Regions from separate parts of the Homo sapiens genome. Here region 2 is linked to region 1. A link is a loop called in an ENCODE intact Hi-C map of the cell type or tissue named here. Cell type or tissue: endothelial cell of umbilical vein. All regions are shown on one strand.

The links. Hi-C counts contacts between places; a loop is a spot of excess contacts. Peaks named below come from ENCODE experiments on the same cell type or tissue, not always from the same donor. Only the 100,000 strongest peaks of a DNase experiment are listed, where the experiment ranks them.
Region 2: a loop joins it to region 1, with 2.4 times the contacts of the local background. A loop is called at or near these places in 3 of 110 quality-filtered maps.

The regions. Positions count from the first base shown.
Region 1 is chr1:31,393,457-31,395,956 of GRCh38, forward strand. No RefSeq gene overlaps it. Among named protein-coding and RNA genes, the nearest start is that of SERINC2, 19 kb to the right of the region's middle. RefSeq lists a silencer at 1,246-1,540. In endothelial cell of umbilical vein, a CTCF peak has its summit at 1,352 (motif pointing right); a DNase peak (open chromatin) is centred at 1,355.
Region 2 is chr1:31,617,166-31,619,665 of GRCh38, forward strand. HCRTR1 (hypocretin receptor 1) reads left to right here and starts at 524. Exons shown (of 9, transcript NM_001525.3): 1 at 524-716; 2 at 1,591-1,651; 3 at 1,886-2,226; 4 at 2,367-2,500. The coding sequence starts at 2,028. RefSeq lists an enhancer at 440-1,129. In endothelial cell of umbilical vein, CTCF peaks have their summits at 1,179 (motif pointing left) and 1,378; a DNase peak (open chromatin) is centred at 1,056; H3K4me3 peaks cover 874 bases; H3K27me3 peaks cover 149 bases.

The DNA of each region.
Region 1 (2,500 bases):
CTTGAACCTGGGAGGCAGAGGTTGTAGTGAGCTGAGATGGTGCCAGTCAGCTCCATGTAGTGAGCTGAGATGGTGCCACTCAGGCAATAGCAAGACTCTGTCTCAAAAATAAATAAATAAATAAAAATGAAAAAAAAATAAATGTAGGTAAACTCAAGAGAATAGATAATAGTGAAATATAGTAAAATAATTAGGAAGTGATGATTTTTAATATCTTTGTTTTAATATAATTTATTTAATTGTAAATGTATACAATTTAATTTTAAAATTTTTATTATGATGATATATATTTTTTGGGGACAGGGTCTCACTCTGTCATCCAGGCTGGAGTGCAGTGGCATGATCACAGCTCACTGCAGCCTTGACCTCCTGGGCTCAAGCAATCCTCCCACCTCAGCCTCCTGAGTAGCTGAGAATATAGGCATGCGCCACCGCACCCCGTTAATGTTTAAAATTTTTTGTAGAGACAGGGTCTCACTATGTTGCCCAGCCTGATATTATGATTTTTTAAGAGATGGAAGTCTCACTATTTTGCCCAGGCTGATCTGGAACTCCTGGCCTCAAGTGATCCTCCTCTCACCTCAGCCTCCCAAAGTGCTGGGATTACTGGTGTGAGCTGCTGTGCCCAGTATACAATTTAATTTTTAGCAATGACTGTTAAACAGCCCTCTTGCAAAATGCCTGAAACTTTAGCAATTTGCTCTTGCTAGCTGGTGTGAGCGGCTCTTATACACTGATGGACTTGTCCCCAGCCAAAGGCATCCCACAGGGCATTGTCAACAAAAGAGGCCCCATGATATAATATTTATAATTATAAATATTAATACTTTTTGACCCAGTCAAAATCATCTCCCAGACCTCAAGAAACTCTTCTTGGGGTCACTTGCACCTCCTCTTAATTCTCCTAAACACATTGTTGCCATTTAGACTACTGAATGTCAGAGCCAGAAGGGTCCTGAGGCCATTTGGTGCCTTCAACTTGTGAAGATGGGGAAACTGAGGCCCAGGGTAGGGCAGGGACTTGCTTAAGCTCATTAACATTGAAAACCAAGTCTTATGGCTCCCAGGTCAGGACTCATCCTATTAACTCCTTTCTTAGGGATAGGGAAGCTGGCCCAGAGAGAGGAAGGTGAGTGCAAATTCACACAGCAAACAAGCGTCAGAGCCAGAGCCTGGGGATTCTCCTCGCCCGCCCAGATCTCCTCGGAACCTTCACCTTCCTCTTGGGCCCTGGAAATGAGGCATGTGCGCGCCTCCTCCGTGCACCCAGGGCCAGGCGTTGAAGACGGAAGGGGCGATTCCTGCGGGTGTTCTTCTCGGAGCTGAGGTTGGCACGCACCAGTTTGTCCACCGGGGGGCACTACGGAGCCGAGCTAGGAGAGCGCGCGGGCTCCCGGAGCCTCCCAGCCCTGATTGATCCGCACTTGAGCCCGGCGGGAAAACAGGTGTCCCGAGAGGAGAGGAACTAGCCAGACGTCACCCTGAGAACTAGAGACAGAGCTGGCACTTGACGCGGACCTCCTGACACCAGTCAGGTGCACTCTCCCGGCGTCTAAGCGCGTCCCTCCCCCTCTTCCGGGGGCCGGGCTGCTACTTCTTTTCCTGTCAACTGGGGTCAGCGAAGGCCCTCCTGGGCCAGGCTGTGCAGAACCACAGCTCTGTCTGGCATGGCATTGCACCTCCACTGGACAGTGGCCGGTGCTGAGCGACACATGCCTCATTCCCTCTCTGTCCAGGGCCGCTCCCCACCCCGCCTTCTTCTTCTTCTTCTTCTTTTTTTTTTTGGAAACGGAGTCTTGCTCTGTCACCCAGGCTGGAGTGCAGTGGCGCGACCTCGGCTCACTGCAATCTCTGCCTCCTGGGTCCAAGCCATTCTCCTGCCTCAGCCTCCCAAGAGTACCTGGGATTACAGGCGCCCGCCACCACACCCAGCTAATTTTTGTATTTTTAGTAGAGACGGGGTTTCACCATGTTGGCCAGGCTGGTCTTGAACTCCTGACCTTGGGTGATCCGCCCATCTCGGCCTCCCAAAGTGCTGGGATTACAGGCGTGAGCCACCGCGCCCGCCCCGCCTTCTGTCATCCCGTATCAGCGCAAGTCTTTGCCGTTTACCAAACATTGTCACACCCTCTGATTACCTTCTTTTTCTGAGTAGAGAGGAAGGGTGGCGGGGGCTGGGGTTAGACCTGAGCTTCAGTCTTGGACCAGCTACTCAAACTCACCTCGTTACACAATCACTTTGTGCCTTGGTTTCCTTATTTTAAAGCAGAGATCATAGTTCTTATCTCACAGGGTTGTTGAGAGGATTAAAAGAGGTAACACAGCAAGTCCTTGGGAACTTTTCTTTTTGAGACAGGGTCTTGCTTTGTATCCCAGGCTGAAGTGCAATACCGCGATCGTGGCTCACTGCAGCCTCCACTTCCTGGCCTCAAGCAATCCTCCTGCCTCAGCCTCCATGTAGCTGGGACCACATGCGGCTCCACCATGGCTAATTTTTTAT
Region 2 (2,500 bases), 220 kb after region 1:
CAAAAAGAGAAACTGGGGGCAGATAGGATGGGGGGCTGGGAGATGGGAGAACAGGCTTCTCTGGCATCGTTGGGAGCTAGCTGTTACAGCAGCATCCGGAGCTAGGCTGGAGGCGGTGCAGGCATCCTCTCTGTCTCACCCCTGTGACCCACCTGTGCCATCCTCCTCCTCAGTTAGGTGAGGCAGCAAGGAGAGGCGGGGCTGGGCTCCACCTCTGCACTGTGGCCCTCTGAAGCTGCCAGGCCCGCCGGCACACACTAAGTGCGCCCAGAATGCGGGGTGGCCAGGGGCATAAATGTTGAATGAATGAGGATGGAATGAATGAACGGATGGACGCATGAATGGAGGTGGGATGGAAGCTTGAAGTGGGAGGCTAGAAGGAACGAGCGTCTCCCTCCGCCCTGCGGGTCTCGGGGCTGGAAGACAGGGAGCCAAGACCGTCTGGGGGCTCCCACCCCGCCCTGCCCCTCCCGCCGGCCCTCCCTCCCCGCAGCGCGCAGCCCGGCGGAGCCCGCGCCGAGCCACAGCCCGCGCAGTTGCCGCGGATCGTGCTGAGCCCCGCGAGCCGAGGCAGCGCAGCCTAGGGAGGGGGCTGCCCCGGCCCCCTCCTGCAGTCCCGGCCCCTAGAGGCTCGGCCTTCCTCGCAGGAAGGCGAAGTCCCCGGTGCCAGGTCCGGGGACCAGCAGCCGAGAACGCCCGGGTCCCGGAGCCAACAGGTGCGGGGTGTGGGGGACCCCCAGGCCTGGGATGGGGGTTCCAAAGGACCCGCGGCGAGGGATGGGAGGAGCCAAGAGTCTCGGGGGGTAACCTGGGTGCTGGGAGACTGGCTCCTCGGCCAGCGCTGCTCTCCTCTAGGCAGGCTCCGAGTGCCCTCGCTCCCCCGCGCCTTCCCGGAGCCCCGCCAGCCCCCGAGGTGCAGGAAGGTCCCGCGGACGGAGCGGGCCTGCCGGCGTTCAGTGGGGTATGAAGGCGTCCCCTCCCCTTCCCCAGGGGTCTCCAGGGATCCGCAACCCTCCGGCACCTGGCCGGGGTCGTCCTAGCCCAGCCGGGGGAAGGAGGGGCTGAGTGCGGGAGGAGGGGAGGGGCGGGGAGCTGGGCTGGCTGGATTTATGAATGGAGAGCGACCCGCGCGCCGGAACAGCGGCTCCTGGCGGCCGTCGGGGAGCGTCGCGGCCCTGGGGACCCAAAGGGGCCTCTTAGGGGGCCTGGATGCTCCCCTTGCTCGCAAGGGGTCGTCAGTCCCTCCGCGCACCACCCCCACTGTGTGTGTGTTGTATGTGTGCGTGTCCGCGAGTGCCCACCGGAGGGTCTGGCAGGTATGGCGGGTGGGGCTTGGGTCTCTAACACCTCCCTTGGCCCGTTTTCCCAACCCAAAGTTAAAGCCTCTGAACTGGCTCAAGAAATATTTGCAATCGGGATGGCTTCTCCTCCCAAATCTACGGTGTTTGGTGGGTTCGAACAGACCTGGCTTAAGAGCTTTGTGACCTTGAGCAAGAGACTCAATCTCTCTGAGCTTCGGTCTCATCTGCAAAGCAGGGTACCCTAATAATGGTAACCGGAAACGTCCCCGAAACTACCTTCTCGTACCAGGTTCTTGGTGAAGCACTTGGCACGCATCGGAGCTCATTACTCCTCATCGTGGTCCTGTAAGGTATGTAGGGCTGTCACCCCATTAGACAGATGGGGAAACCAAGGCTGAAAGAGGCCAGGTAAGCTACCCAAGGCAACTGGTGTGGAATTGGGATGCAACCCAGGTCTGTCTTCCTCCACCAATTTCATGACTGTGAGAATTAAGAGGGAACTTATACGCAAAGCGCCTGGCACAATCCCTAATGTTTCCTTCCTTCTCTCTTTTCCCACTCCCTCCTTTCCTTCCTCCCTTCAGGAAGTTTGAGGCTGAGACCCGAAAAGACCTGGGTGCAAGCCTCCAGGCACCCTGAAGGGAGTGGGCTGAGGGCTGGCCCAAGCTCCCTCCTCTCCCTCTGTAGAGCCTAGGATGCCCCTCTGCTGCAGCGGCTCCTGAGCTCATGGAGCCCTCAGCCACCCCAGGGGCCCAGATGGGGGTCCCCCCTGGCAGCAGAGAGCCGTCCCCTGTGCCTCCAGACTATGAAGATGAGTTTCTCCGCTATCTGTGGCGCGATTATCTGTACCCAAAACAGTATGAGTGGGTCCTCATCGCAGCCTATGTGGCTGTGTTCGTCGTGGCCCTGGTGGGCAACACGCTGGGTAGGTCCAGGGCTTGCCCGGCAGTGCTGCCGGCTTTCCCTGGGGATTGAAGGGGGTTGTGTGGGAGGAGGGCTCGCTGATTAGGCAGAACTAGGATGGGTGTGGCTCTGCCACCAGCTTCACCTCGCTGCACCCTGCAGTCTGCCTGGCCGTGTGGCGGAACCACCACATGAGGACAGTCACCAACTACTTCATTGTCAACCTGTCCCTGGCTGACGTTCTGGTGACTGCTATCTGCCTGCCGGCCAGCCTGCTGGTGGACATCACTGAGTCC